2 separate regions of the Homo sapiens genome follow, and region 1 is linked to region 2. Evidence: chromatin loops called from intact Hi-C (ENCODE). Cell type or tissue: heart right ventricle. All regions are shown on one strand.

Region 1 (8,000 bases), 190 kb after region 2:
CAGCGTTTACCAAGCTTGGTAAATAAAGCACAAGATTGTTCTCAAGAGGCATACAATCTGATTTGGCATGTAATAATTTGCACATAAAGCAATGAGAAACTACTATAAGGCAATAAAACATGCTAGAGACTGGGAGACCCAGAAAAAGAAAAAAAAAGCTGGATGGCGACTATGATAAGGTTTGGATATGCTAAAAAGGGGCAAGAAAGACATTCTCCAAAGGAATACATGAAAGTTTAAAATTAATAAGGGGCTGGGCGTGATGGCTCACACCTGTAATCCTAGCACTTTGGGAGACAGAAGAGGGAGGATTGCTTAAGCTCAGGAGTTGGAGACCAGCCTGGGTGACATACTGAGACCTCGTCTCTACTAAAGATAACAAAAATTAGCCAGGCATGGTGGCACAAACCTATAGTTCCAGCTACTCAGGAGGCTGAAGTGGGAGGCTCACTCAAGCCCCGAGGCTACAGTAAACTATGATCATGCCATTACACTCCAGAAGGAGTGTAATATCTTTTCTGTTTGCTAAAATTATACTGCTTTGGATTCACCCATTTATTTCTATCATGTTTTCTAAGAAGGAGAAAAGGCTACAAGATATTGAGATGTTCACCTGTCAATGAAAAGGAGCTATAATTTGGCCCAGAAAGAAAGTCTATTGATCCAAGGAGCAGCTTAGACACAGAGCTGTTTTCAGTATTACCCAGGTCTCATGCTATCCACCACCAGCAGTCCTCACTGAACTTCCCCCCAAGCTGAATAATTCTAAACTTTAGAAAATGCTAACAATTTTTAAAGTGTCAAGAAATTATGGTAAAATGAACACTTACATTTGGTACATGATATGAACATATACAAACAAAATATTTTACTACAGAACCATAAATTGATGGAATGATCAAATAAGATTATAGAATCATGGCTATAGAAATAGAAATACAAGGTCAGGAGCAGTGGCTCATGTCTGTAATCCCAACACTTTGGGAGGCCGAGGTGGGCAAATCATGAGTTCAAGAGATCGAGACCATCCTGGCCAATAGTGAAACACCATCTCTACTAAAAATACAAAAATTAGCTGGGCGTGGTGGTGCATGCCTGTAGTCCCAGCTACTTGGGAGGCTGCGGCAGGAGAATTGCTTGAACCTGGGAGGCAGGGGTGGCAGTGAGGTGAGATCGCGCCACTGCACTCCAGCCTGGTGACAGAGTGAGACTCTGTCTCAAAAACAAACAAACAAACAAACAAACAAAAAGAAATACAAGTCTGTTGACTAAGCCTACCATGACTCATGTAGGATGATATCGTCTAGAGAAAAACATGGCCATTAAATCAAGTACTTGTGATAACAGTCAAATGATATCAAGTTCTAAAGTCAGAGAGAAATAGTTAAATCAATAACTGAAAATTTACAGATTTTATTGGATAAATGGTGAAGTATTTAGTTGTGAAAATATAAACTTTTCTCCAGAGTTAAAATGCCTGAGTACTGACCCTCCTTTGTTTGTAATTGACAATATCCCTAAGATATTTTCTTAAAGAAAATTATCAGTATCAACATTTTAACTCTGGAGAAAAATATATATATAATGATAATTTTCTTTAAGAAAACATCCTACGGTTTTTGTCAATTACAAACAAAGAAGGGTTAGCATTCAGGTTCTTTGCCTTAAGGAAACAGAACTCTGAATGTAGAGCTCTTTATGACTCCAATAAAGGGCATATATTTTTCTGTATCTCCTAGAAAGAGGTGTGGAAGTTTTTGGTGGTTGAAGAATTAGAATCCAAGTTAGATTCTGTTCTCTTAAAACAGGATCCATTTTCCGCATGTAATTTCACAATGGGTGCTATGACCAGCTAAGCCTATAAATGATCACTGCACCAAATCAGGACTCTAATATACTACTGTTTTACTTTATATGCCTAGTACATATAGCAAAGTTGCATAACAGAAGAAAAACAAACCCTGGTTTTACCATTCTCATGGCGTTAACATAATCTCCAGTGAGTAAAATGATACTTCTTAAAAATTGGCCCAATTTATCTATTGTAACTATAGCCTATAACGTACTTTCAGTAACAGGGTGATCATGATAAAGAAGAATGCTGACCAGGTGTGGTGGCCCACACCTGTAATCCCAACACTTTGGGGGACTGAGGCAGGAGGATTGCTTAAACCCAGGAGTTTGAGAACAGCCTTGGCAACGTAGCAAGACACCATCAATACAAAAAATTTTAAAAATTGGCTGAGCAGTTGGGCGTGGTGGCTCATGCCTGTAATCCCAGCACTTTTGGAGGCCAAGGCGGGTGGATCACCTGAGGTCAGGAGTTCGAGACCAGCCTGGCCAACATGGTGAAACCCCATCTCTACTAAAAATACAAAAATTAGCTGGGTGTGGTGGCGGCATCTGTAGTCCCAGCTATTCGGGAGGCTGAGGGAGGAGAATTGCTTGAACCCAGGAGGCGTAAGTTGCAGTGAGCCAAGATCATGCCACTGTACTCCAGCTTGGGCAACAGAGTGAGACTCTGTCTCAAAAAAAAAAAAAAAAAAATTAGCTGAGCATGGTGACACCTTCTTATAGTCCTTCCTACTTCAGAGCCTGAAGTAACAGGATCACTTGAGCCCAGGAGGTCAAGGCTGCAGTGAGCCACGATCACACCACTACCCTCTATTCTGGGCAACAGAATGAAACTCCGTTTCACTAAAAAAAAAAAAAAGAAGAAGAAGAAGAAGAAGAAGAAGAAGAAGAAGAAGAAGAAGAAGAACCCTCTTTGTCATTCAACACCTGTTTTTGAAAACTTGATATGTGGCTAACAGAACAGAGTGTCCCTGGAAAGAGGTCTTTTTTTCTTTTGAGACAGTCTGACTCTGTTGCCCAGGCTGGAGTACAGTGGTGCAATCATGGCTCACCGCAGCCTCAACCTCCCAGGCTCAAGCAATCCTCCCACCTCAGCCTCCCAAGTAGATGGGACCATAGGCAGTGCCACCACACCTGGCTAATTTTCTAAAACTTTTTTGTAGAGGCAGGGTCTCACTATGTTGCCCAGGCTGGTCTCAAACTTCTGGCCTCCAAAAGTGCTGGGATTACAGGTTTGAGCCATCGTGCCCAGCCTAAGAAGTCTTTTTAATAAGGAAAGACTCTAGAACAAAGAATATAAAGGAGTTTCAAGCTTATTTGATTTGGAGGGAAAGACTCTGCAGTTCAAGCTTATTTGATTTAGAGTATCTTTACATAATGTAGTGAAATTTCATTAATTTGTATTCATACAATGAACTAATTTCACCTAGTTTGGGCTATTCTGTAATATTTATGATGCAAGAAAGTCAGTAACAAAATTATAAACTAGTTCTTTCCGGTTAGAAGGTGTAAAATGAAAACAGTTGGACAATTATTCAGGCACTAGAAAACATTATGTGGAGCAACTCCTAGGATTTGGTTTGCTCCCCACGGAAAAACAAGCTTCCAAATAAATATTTCAGCAAACAAATCTATTACTTTTTTCTTTTCTTAATTATTCTTAGAAAAAATGTACATATAAACACTTTGACTGTTATCCATAAGTCAAATATTTCCAAAGTAGACACTGCCCACGTTTGGTTAATTACCTGAATTTACAGGGTTGGTTTCCATTCCATTCATTTGCGTAGTCACGTTGTTTAGTTCACATGATACGTGCCAGCCTCAGCTGAAATTCTAGTTATTGGCAGAGTTTAAGAAAGCTTGGGAAAGGAACCTGGGCAAGTGCTTTTATCCATTCTGGTCAAGGGGTCCTGATCTGGAGTCCATGCATGAGCTTTTAGGAGGTCTGCAAATCTGCAAAACCTGCATGTAACAATTGTATGTTTTCATAAAAAAATTTTTTGAGGCAGGGTCTCACTCTGTCACCCAGGCTGGGGTACAGTGGTGTGATCTCAGCTCACTGCAACCTCTACCTCTCAGGTTCAAGCGATTCTCCTGCCTTAGCCTCCCGAGTAGATGGGACTACAAGAACGTGCCATCAAGCCCAGCTAATTTTTGTATTTTTTTGGTAGCAACAAAGTTTCACTGTGTTGGCCTGTCTGGTCTCAAGCTCCTGTCCTCAAGTGATCCGCCAACCGTGGCCCCCAAAGTGCTGGGATTACAGGTGTGAGGCACTGCACCTGGCTGATTTTTATATGTTTAGATGAAAATTTCCAGAGAGTTCACGATTTTCATGATTATCAAAGGTCACTCTCCTTCTAAAAAGGTTCAATTATTGATTTAAGGAGTTCTTATTTGTCAGTCCTTATTGGAGATCCAATGCTCCAATGAACTGAGATACAATTTTGGGTTGAAAGATCTGAAATGGTGTCTTCTCTCCACTGACCACAAGCCGGGCTTTGAAATTAGAGTCGTAACCTTTCCCTTGCAAATCCCTGGAAGGTGTGCTTTCAACAGCTCGCTGCCGTTTGAAGGAAAAACTGTTCCAAATGTAATTATATACATATTGGGGATATTAAACATTTCTTCTGCGAAAGTTTCTTGTATCCTTTGTTTATTTGGTTAACAATACTTTTGCAACCCTATTATAAGCAGTATGTGCCAAGGATAAAAGGATAAACCCAAATACACGTGTCCTTTGTCTTTCTGGATGGATATATAGCAGAGAACATTTTCATTTTTCATAATTCTCTGTATCTACTGGAGAAAGAAAATGATAAAACATACCCAAGTTTATCTAATTTCAACCAGAAACTCTCAAATGAAATGCATGAAGTAAAGTGACATCTAGTGTTGGTTAAGTGGCAGTGAAATATGTGTCAGGACAAGGCATACTTTAACTTTCTTTGAACAGACTGTTAAACTTGGCTTTGTTAAGTTGCCAACTCCGGAAAGCATAGTTTTGCTTTTAAAAATATTTTAGAGTAATTCTGAAATAATCTGAATTTAAATGCTAATAACATTGTTTTTATTTTTTCAAAATAAAATGCTTAACGCCTACAGAAAAGTCTAGAGAATGAAATAACAGTTACGTATCTACCACCCAACTCTGTCAAATCTTAACGTTTTGCTTTACTTACATCAGATATTTTAAACATAAAATGTAATAGACACATTTGATGCCTTATTAACTATTTCTGATTTCATGTCCATCTTGTTCTCTTTAGAAGTAATCAATATTTGGTTTATTATCTCTGTGACTTTTTGTATTTTTATTACATATTTGTGTACACATAAAATTTATAATATTGCACATATTTTATAGCTGATATAAGGGATACCATATGGTACAAATATTTCTGCAACTTACTTTTTCTAGTTTAATATTATGCTTTGGAGATTTCGTGATATTGGTCATCTAACTTCAGTCATTTACTGTAACTGCTGTATGTTAGCATTCCATTGAATGAATTGTACAACAATTTATTTAATTTACAGCTGATGGACATTCAGAGTGTTTTCAGTCTCTTGCTCTTACAAACCATGCTACAGTGAACACTCTTATACGTGACCCATTGTGCACACATTTGCGAGTTTCTCTAGACTGCACAACGAGGAGGTATTGCACAAGTGTATACTTTCAAAACATCTCTAGCTATTGAGCATTTGCTCTCCAAGATGGTTGTACCAATTTACACCCTAGTAGAAGTGTAAGAAAACTTCTGTGGCTTCACATTCTCGCCAGCACTTGGTATTGCCAGGCTTTTTAATTTCTGACAATCTGCTTGATGTAAAATCTTATCTCATTGTGGTTTCAATTTGCATTTCTCTGACAAGTAGTAAAACTGAGTTACTTATTTATTTATTTATTCATTTATTTTGAGACAGTCTCGCTCTGTCGCCCAGGCTGGAATGCAGTGGCGCGATCTCGGCTCACTGCAAGCTCCGCCTCCCAGGCTCACGCCATTCTCCTGCCTCAGCCTCCCGAGTAGCTGGGACTACAGACGCCTGCCACCACGCCGAGCTAATTTTTTGTATTTTTAGTAGAGACGGGGTTTCACCGTGTTAGCCAGGATGGTCTCGATCTCCTGACCTTGTGATCCACCCGCCTCGGCCTCCCAAAGTGCTGGGATTACAGGTGTGAGCCACCGCACCCGGCCGAGCTTTTTAAAAATATGTTTTTACTACTGAAGTTTCTTCCGTGAATTGCCTATTCCTATTCTATGCCTACTGGATTGCTGGCATTTTCCTTTAAGTACTTGCTGATATAAGTACTTTGTAGGCTTGATATATTGCAAATATTGTTTCTCAGTTTATGGCTTGGCTGTTCACTGTGTTCATGGCATCTTTTCATTTTAAAGCAATCGACTTTGGCTGGGCGCGGTGGCTCATGCCTGTAATCCCAGCAATTTGGGAGGTCAAGGCAGGTGGATCACCCGAGGTCAGGAGTTTGAGACCAGCCTGGCCAACCTGGTGAAATCTGTCTCTACTAAAAATACAAAAATTAGCCAGGCGTGGTGGTGTGTGCCTGTAATCCCAGCTACCCAGGAGGCTGAGGCAGGAGGATCACTTGGAACCCAGGAGGCAGAGGCTGCAGTGAGCCGAGATTGTGCCACTGCACTCCAGCCTGGGCGACAGAGCAAGACTTTGTCTCAAAAAAATAAATAAATAAATAAACAAAAAATAATCAACTTTATGAATCTTTCCCTTTTTATTGCTTATTTTAAAATCTTTTTCCTTTTTTTTGAGGCGGTGTCTTGCTCTGTTGCCCAGGCTGGAGTGCAGTGGCACGATCTTGGCTCACTGTAACCTCTGCCTTTGGGGTTCAAGTGATTCTCCTACCTCAGCCTCCTAAGTAGCTGGGATTACAGGCGTCTATCACGATGCCCAGCTAATTTTTGTATTTTTAGTAGAGATGGTGTTTCACAATGTTGGCCAGGTTGGTCTCGAACTCCTGACCTCAAGTGATCTGCCTGCTTCGGCCTCCCAAAGTGCTGGGATTACAGGCTTGAGACACTGTGCCTGGCCTTAAAATCTTTATTAAGCTTTTCTCCTTTATTTTCTCTTAAAATGTTTAAAGTTTTTTTTTCCTTATTTAGGTTTCTAAATTATAAACTTTTCTGTATTGTGTGAGGTAGAAAATTCGATTCCTTTTGTATCATGGATAATGACTGTCCTAGCATTATTTATTGAAGAAACCATCCTTTCCTCATTGTTCATTTTAGCTCATCACCAAAGTCACTTATGAAATTAATTTGGGGCCAGGCACAGTGTTCACACCTGTAATTCCAATACTTTTGGAGGTCAAGGCAGGAGGATTGCTTGAGGCCAGGAGTTCGAGACTAGCCTCGAAAACAAAGTGAGACTCCCATCTCTACAAAAACTTTTCTAAAATTAGCCCAGCACAGTGATGTGTCTGCCATTGCATTATTTGGGAGGCTGAGGCAGGAGGATTGCTTGAGCCCAGGAGTTTTAGGCCGCAGTGAGCTTTGATGGCACCACTGCACTCAAGCCTGAGTGACAGATCTTTAAAAAAGAAAAAAATAATAACTTTGTAAGATTTGTCTTGCATAGCACTACCTGGCTCCTGAGGTTCCCTCAGTTAAGTCAGGTGTGTATACTGACTTCCACCTATGGGTTCATCCCTACTCACATGCTGAGCCTGTTTTGCTATCTGTTGTCTGAGAAATATTGGTCAGCATCAGGACCATTATTCCTAGTGTTTCCATACTCCATTCCTGCGTTCTGGCCATTTGTTTTTTCTTGGGGTCCAATCCTTGTTGTTTGCGCTCCTATTCTAGGTTCTGAGCTAGGATGGCCAACCATCCTGGTTTTCCCAGGACCAAACTACCTGGTTTCCCCAAATGCAAGACTTTATGTGCTAAAACTGTGACCATCCCTGGCAAACTTGGCCTGGATGGTTGGTCACTTTAGATGTATCCTGTGGTTTTTGCTTCCTCTTGTGTTGACCTCTTGACTGTCTAGTTTGGTGTTTTCTCTGTGCTCACAAATCATATTTACCTTGAACTTGTATTCGTTGAGTGCCTATGATGTCAGAGGCTGTATGAAGCATTTTCATATGTGGTATCTCATTCAACCGTTAG
Region 2 (8,000 bases):
GTAATAGGAAACAGTTTGAAGGAATTTGCACAGTGAAAATATTTCAAAACTGTATCATCAAAATTCAGTAAAGGAACAAACCAACCAAACTGGCAAAATACAATTTTGCATCATTAAATAATTTTTTTGTCTTTTTTTTTTTGCAAATGTATATCAGTGTACTTCTTCACCAGACAATTTTGGCACAGTCTTCTATATTCTCCTTATTGCTTAGAAACCATAGAATGCAAACAAGTGCCTTACACAATTCTGTACCCTACAAAAGACCCGTGGCAGAACGAAATACTGCTTATTAGGTGGTATAGGGAAGGAGTAAGATGACGTTCCTTTTCTCTTTTTTTGAGACAGGATCTCACTCTGTCACCCAGGCTGGAGTGCAGTGGTGCAATCTTGGCTCACTGCAACTTCCACCTCCTGGGTTCAAGTGATTCCCGTGCCTTAGCCTCCCGTGTAGTTGGGACTACAGGTGCCTGCCACAACGCCCAGCTCATTTTTTTTTTGTATTTTTAATAGAGACAGGGTTTCACCATGCTGGCCAGGCTGGTCTCAAACTCCTGACCTCAGGTGAACCACCTGCCTCCGCCTTGCAATGTGCTGGGACTACAGACATGAGCCACCATGCCCAGCCTCTGTCGTTTAAAATCAATTTCGGGCTGGACGTGGTGGCTTATGTTTGTAATCCCAGCACTTTGGGAGGCCAAGATGAGAGGATTGTTTGAGGCCAGGAGTTCAAGACCAGCCTGGTCAACATAGTGAGACCCTATCTCATATTAATTTAAAAACAACAACAGCAACAAAAATCAATTTCAAAGGGTTACACTTTATTGTAGCATTGAAAAAAGTTACTGTGTATTTGGAAGGGCATGGACATATAGCTATGAGATATAAATTTCTTATAAGGGAACAAAAGTTGTCACTGGAAGACTGGCTTCCTCTTCATATTTCTTGATTAGCAAAAGTCATATGCTTTATTGCAGTGGTCCCCAACCTTTTTGACATCAGGGTCTGGTTTCATGGAAGACAATTTTTCTATGCACTGGTGGGGAAGGGGAATGGTTTTGGGATGAAACTGTTCCACCTCAGATCATCAGGCATTAGTTAGAGTCTCATAGGAAGCGCACAACCTAGATCCCTTGCATGCATAGTTCACGATAGGGTTCGAGCTCCTATGAGAATCTAACACTACTGCTGATCTGACAGAAGGCAGAGCTCAGGCAGTGATGCTCACTCACTGTTCATTTCCTGCTGTGCAGCCGGTTCCTAACAGACCACAGACCGGTACCAGTCCATGGCCTGGGGGGCTGGGGACCCCTGCTTTACAGGTTCCAAGAAGGGGAGCCACTCACAAATACATTATTTGATTTTGTCACTGTGATGCAGAAAGCGATTATGTCAAGGGCCTGGCAATGCAATGAAAGGAAATGGAAGTTGCCAAGTATAGGAGACATTGGTATGACTGATCACATATCATGAAAAACTCAGGCACTAGAATATGTCAACATTTTCTAGCTAATATTTGAAGAAAGCTGCCTAACTTCCAGTCACGTGTAATTTTACTGAGAAATAAAAACAAATGCAGAAAGCAGAAACAATGTGGTTTTTTTTTCTGAGATGGAGTCTTGTTCTGTCACCCAGGCTGGAGTGCAGTGGCACGATCTTGGCTCACTGCAGCCTCCGCCTCCTGGGTTCAAGCCATTCTCCTGTCTCAGTCTCCCAAGTAGCTGGGACTACAGGCATGCACCACCACTCCCAGCTAATTTTTGTAATTTTAGTAGAGATGGGGTTTCACCATATTGGCCAGGTTGGTCTCGAACTCCTGACCTCAGGTGATCTGCCTGCCTCAGCCTCCCAAAGTGCTGGGATTACAGCCGTGAGCCACCGCTCCCGGCCACAACCTGGAATTCTTTAATATGCCTTGACATTATCCTGTTAGTCCGCAAAGTGGTAAAGATGAGCAAGTTTTATGGTACATGGAGGTTCGCCACTGGATGCCGTACACCATGCTGTCCGTAAGAAGTGATTTGGAAGTTCATGAGGAAGAGAAGCCTCAAACTTTGATTGTAACAGAACACAACAAAGTGGAATATAATTGCATGAATAAATGTATGCTGTGGTTGATTGGTAAAACATTTTTGTGTGCATTTAATATACTGGTCGTTTTTGGAAAAAATAACAACCCTGCACCATATTGATGGTCTGTCTAAAAATCGATCACATTTTAGGATCAAAGAATTCAAAATGTCTCTTTTCTAGGTATGGGGCTTTCTCTTCTGTTACCACCTGCTTTTTCTTAAGGAATTCTGCTGTATTTCCAGTTCAAGGAAGGGATATAGGCTTTATGTTTTTTTTTTTTTTTTGAGATGGGGTCTTGCTGTGTTGCCCAGGCTGGAGTGCAGTGGTCTGATCATGGCTCACTGCAGCCTTGACCTCCTGAGCTCAAGCGATCCTCCAACCTCAGCCTCCTAAGAGGCTAACTAAGGAGCACACCACCATTCCTGGGTGATTTTTATTTTTTAAATTTTTTTTGTAGAGACAGGTTGTCACTACATTGCCCACATGGGTCTCGAACTCCTGGACTCAAGTGATTCTCCTGCCCTGGCCTTCCAAAGTCCTGGGATTACAGGTGTGAGCCACCACACCTGGCCTTAGGCATCATCTTTATCTTATAACAGAGGAGAGACTATAAAAAAAACTGGGTTAGACTTGAGCAAGCTCAGCTGGGACTGTCAAGGCCTGACCTGAGGTGTTATTTAGGAAAAGAATAATCCCGACTTTTGGAAGCATATTAAAGTGATTGTCCTGAGTCTCTGAGAGCAAGATCATACCTTTGTGGATTTCGGAGGTGGTCTCCATCATGGCAGTGGTAATTCCCAGGTCAGTCGTCTTGGAAGAAACAATTCCTGGGACTGGAAATAAGGACTTGGGCAAGCCTTAGCCTAAGGACAAAAGGAGAACTCTTTCTCTGGGTCTTTTGGCATTTTGCCTGGGAGGGCTTTACTTAGCAGACATACCAGTATACTTCCAGTGGTGGGGGTGGGACAATGTTTGACGGAATAATGCAGGTTGAAATCTATGCATGGAAGGTTTCCCCGTGTTGGGACCTGGTTCTCTAGGCGCTAAGAAGAGCCACATCTTATAACAGTTAAAAATTATTCTTCATGCCAGTGGTTCAAATATTAATGCGCATGAGCCAGGAACTGTGGCTCATGCCTGTAATCCCAGCACTTTGGGAGGCCAAGGTGGGCAGATCACGAGGTCAGGAGATCGAGACCATCCTGGCTAACACGGTGAAACCCCGTTTCTACTAAAAATACAAAAAATTAGCTGGGCGTGGTGGCGCATGCCTGTAATCCCAGCTACTCAGGAGGCTGAGGCGAGAGAATGGCGTAAACCCGGGAGACAGAGCTTGCAGTGAGCCGAGATGGTGCCACTGCCCTCCAGCCTGGACGACAGAGCGAGACTCTGTCTCAAAAAAAAAAAAAAAAATTCAAAAAGAAAAACCAAAAACAAATATTAATGTGCATAAATACCACCTGGGAAGTTTGCCATCTATGCAGATATCTGACCCACTTCCAGAAATTCTAATTAAAATTTGAAGTATTTAATGGGCATGGTGGCTCACACCTGTAATCCCAGCACTTTGGGAGGCTGAGGTGGGAGGATTGCTTTGAGACCAGGAGTTTCAGACCAGCCTGGGCAACATGGTGAAGCCCTGTCTCTATAATACACGAATTAGCCAGGCGTGTTGGTGTGCACCTGTAAGTCTCAGTTACTCGGGAGGCTAGGGTAGAAGGATAGATTGAGTCTGGGAGGTTGAGGTTGCAGTGAGCCAAAATTGCGCCAGTGCGCTCCAGCCTAGGCAACAGAGTGAGACTCTGTCTCAATAACAATAATAATAATAATAATAAATAAAATTCTGAATGTGGTCCTTAATCTTATTTATAACAAACACCCTAGATAATTCTAATTCATTTAGTTCACATTTTAGAAGATAGGTGATCTTATATTGTCTCCAGTTGGTTGCTTTTGAACCTTTGTGGAAGCCTTAGGTGGTGTTCTGCTGTGATGAGTCAGTCACTAGAGGAGCCTGTTGTGGGGTTACAAAGGTGTGGCAAAAGGGAGGACGATGCCTCCTCCTATGGTCAGAGCAGTGGGAGCGGTGGTGAGCAAGCTATGTTCTGTAGAGTGGCTGTCTCACTAGGGACATTGTGAGAGGCAGTGGCCTGAGTCAGGTTCCCGGATAGGTGGTAAAGTTGAAGTCTGCAAAGGTTTTTCAGAGGAAGAAATAAGAAGAATTAATTTTGGAGTCAAGGATCCAGACAGTGTAGCATAAAAGGGCTCAAGAGCACAAAGTGGTCTCCAAAAGATGGAAAAACTACCAATTAGCCAGGCGTGGTGGTGTGCACCTGTAGTCCCAGCTGCTTGGGAGGCTGAGGTGAGAGGATCACTTGAGCCTGGGAGGTTGAGGCTGCAGTGAGCTGTCATCACGCCACTGGACTCCAGCCTGGGTGACAGAGCAAGACCCTGTCTCAAAAAACAAAGCAAGACTGCTCTTCCTCCCCACTCTATCCCCAGATGTTAAGTAGTCAGCAAAGACTAATTTCAGTTTCCCTTAAGGGTGACAATCAGGAATAGAAGATACTGCTGCTTTTGGGAACCGCTCTTATTAACTAGGGCTGCCTTGGCAGCTCCCAGGGGTGCTGTGTCTTGACAACCTTCTCCTGTTTTTGTGTTTGGTAACTACCCCACCCCAACCCCTACCCTCTACCGCCCACGCCTCCTCAAACCTCCTCAAGCAGCCCAATGACCAGACACCGCAGCGTCGCCTCTAGAGGGCGCTTGAGTCTCTACCAAATCCCTGAGTGGCCTCACCAGTTTGGGATTCCATTTACATTCCAAGAAATTCCTTTTTAAAGGTTACACAAGAGAGGCAGGCCTGTGGAGCCCTAATTGGTGTTCTTCAGTTGCCAAGCCCAGGCCTAGGTTCTTTCTCTCTCCTTGAGGTCAGGAAATCTTTTTTTTTTTTTTTTTGAGTCAGAGTCTCGCTCTTTCGCCCAGGCTGGAGTGCAATGGCCCGATCTCCGCTCACTGCAACCTCCGCCTCCCGGGTTCAAGCGATCTCCTGCCTCAGCCTCCCGAGTACCTGGGATTACAGGCGTCTGCCACCACACCTGGCTAATTTTTGTAGCTTTAGTAGAGACGGGGTTTCACCACGTTGGTCAGGTTGGTCTCGAACTCCTGAGCTCAAGTGATCCACCCACCTCGGCCTTCCAAAGTGCTGGGATTACAGACCTGAGCCACCGCACCCGACCTAGGAAATATTCTTGAATTTTCCAAAGGTACTCCCTTTCCAGTGCTCCCACCTCCTCCCTGCACCTGCAGGGTGTTGGCGGTGGAGACTCCCACCTTCTTCCATCAGGACCCATTCTCAGGAGTCTAGTGGTCTTGGTAACAGCCCTAATCTCCTTTTTCTGTGTTTTCCCTAGAAGGGTGCAGGACCCTAGAGGTTGCCTGGGCTCAGGGACTGCTGTAAGGGTGGATCTCAGAGCATCCTATGGTAGGTCTGCAAACTAAACCCTGAAAATCAGCCCCCAGAAGTCCCAGTAATGTCCATTTCTAGGCAAGAATAATTAAAAAGTTCTTTTATGTCAACCCAAAGAAAGGCAGTTTTGACCTTTTTGTCCTCGACACATTGTTTGCTCGAAGTAAGAAATGTTCACGTGGAATAGCTGCCATTAATATGGGTGACCTCAAGGTTAGTATCGCTCAGGGAATGCCTTTCATTGTTCTGTATTGTTTGTTTCCCTTTTGTGAAATTCTGTGGCCAAGGGAACTGCATAGTTCCAGGATGCGGTCCAGTAGCACATTACTAATTGCATACTTTAAAATACAGATTTATGCTGCTTCGTTGGGCCATACCAGGAGAGAAACCAGTGCAGGGGGCTATAAAGCGTCAAGGTTATAAACTTCATGGGGCTTTCAGGCAAATAAGGAATTTTTATTAATTCTTTAAATGCAAATGTCCAGTAATGTCTCCACTTGCCCCACCCCCTGCAGCGCTCCAGGTAGGAAAGAATTGCAACCTGCTAGCTGGTGGCCGAATGGAAAAAAGAGTGATTATTCATGGGGTCTCTGATGTCAAATAGTACATACAGCTGAATATAAAAGACCCTCCTTCTCCCCCACAACCTACTCCTTTGCTAAGAGCACAGGTATGAAACACAGATGCAAAATGGAGGAATCCCTCTCATTTGTCCCCCTGGCAGGACATATTTTAGAATAAAACCGGCAAGTACCTTGGCAGGCACCCAGCGTATCAGGTAAATTGTTAACTATCCGACTATTCTTTTACAAGAGCAAAATTGAGTGTGATATTAAAGCAAAGCCTCTTTATTTTAAATTATTAGTTCATAGTCTTGCTTTGGAGATCCCCAAAATGTCCATGCTAAGAACTTTGAAAAGCAGGCTTTTCTTTTTTCTTTTTGAACAATAGACATAAAATTCCAGACCTAGAGTGACAAATCAACACGTATCAGTTACTTTCATTGTCAAGGGCATTTTGGGTGTTCACACTTTATCACATTACTGGTAACCAAGTATTATTCCTGACCTGTGTGTTTGTTTATAATGTATACAGCAGAAGTTTGCTGGCTAAAGAAGGAAGCAACTGCTAATTCTGAGGAGTCAGAGACAGGGTGCTCCCATCCACCTGTGAGCATTGTCTGTAGACACAATAAATAGCACATCTTGCATGTATCTGTGCTCGATGAGGTCAGGCGCCGTATTGGTTTTACCTGTGTGTCTTCAGTGCCTACCTCAGTGCCTGCTACATATTAGGCATTCCATAAGTCAATAAATTCATAAAAGGAATAATAAACACGAGTTTCCTATCTGCAAATGCTATTGTAATAAAATACAAATTTATTTTATTTTATTATTATTATTTTTTGAGACGGAGTTGCGCTCTTGTCGCCCAGGATGGAGTGCAATGGCATGATCTCAGCTCACTGCAACCTCCGCCTCCCGGGTTCAAGCGATTCTCCTGTCTCAACCTCCCATCTCAGCCTCCCGGGTAGCTGGGATTAGAGGCGCATGTCACCACGCCCGGCTAATTTTTGTATTTTTAGTAGAGACAGAGTTTCATCATATCGGTCAGGCTGCTCTCAAACTCCTGACCTCAGGTGATCCGCCCGCCTTGGCCTCCTAAAGTGCTGGGATTACAGGTGTGAGCCACCGTGCCTGGCCTTGTTATTATTTATTTATTTATTTATTTGAGACAGGGTCTCCCTCTGTCTCCCAGGCTGGAGTGCAGTGGTGCCATCTCAGCTCACTGCAACCTCAGCCTCCCAGGTTCAAGTGATTCTTCCGCCTCAGCCTCCTGAGTAGCTGGGATTACAGGCGTGCCACCACAGCCCCGCTAATTTTTTTTTTTTTTTTGAGACGAAGTCTCGCTCTTGTCCCCCAGGCTGGAGTGCAATGGTACTATCTCCATACACAGATAATTTTTGTATTTTTAGTAGAGATGGGGTTTCACCATGTTGGCCAGGCTGGTCTCGAACTCCTGACCTCAGGTGATCCGCCTGCCTTGGCCTCCCAAAGTGCTGGGATTACAGGCATAAGCCACTGCGCCCAGCTGTCATCATATTTTTTATTGTGGTAAAATATAACATAAAACTTACTATTTTAATCATTTTTAAGTGTACAGTTATTGTGGCATACTGGTTCTAAATAGATTCTTAGAGTGCAAATACTACCCTGGGGGTGGGGGGTTCTCAAAATTCTTTATGCTAAGGATCTTCAGACCTACTGTGGTTGGAAATCATTGGTAGTCTATTTCCTAATAAGAAGTCATCTAATCTTGCAGGAGTTTGAGACCAGCCTGGACCACATGGTGAAACCTTGTCTCTACAGAAATTACAAAAATTAGCTGGCATGGTAGTGCATGCTTGTGGCCCCAGCTACTTGGGAGGCTGAGGTGGGATGATCATCTGAGCCCAGGG

The links. Hi-C counts contacts between places; a loop is a spot of excess contacts. Peaks named below come from ENCODE experiments on the same cell type or tissue, not always from the same donor. Only the 100,000 strongest peaks of a DNase experiment are listed, where the experiment ranks them.
Region 1: it touches region 2 in a loop (2.5-fold over the local background); 45 of 110 quality-filtered maps call a loop at or near these places.

What each region holds. Positions count from the first base shown.
Region 1 is chr12:95,811,071-95,819,070 of GRCh38, forward strand. All of the region lies in intron 2 of SNRPF-DT (SNRPF divergent transcript), which reads right to left. All of the region lies in intron 1 of LINC02410 (long intergenic non-protein coding RNA 2410), which reads left to right. Among named protein-coding and RNA genes, the nearest start is that of LINC02410, 12 kb to the left of the region's middle. In heart right ventricle, CTCF peaks have their summits at 4,745 and 4,950; no DNase peak of the experiment used is centred here.
Region 2 is chr12:95,618,941-95,626,940 of GRCh38, forward strand. No RefSeq gene overlaps it. Among named protein-coding and RNA genes, the nearest start is that of USP44, 71 kb to the left of the region's middle. RefSeq lists an enhancer at 3,807-4,761 and a silencer at 4,769-4,838. In heart right ventricle, a CTCF peak has its summit at 4,823 (motif pointing right); a DNase peak (open chromatin) is centred at 4,810; H3K27ac peaks cover 2,540 bases.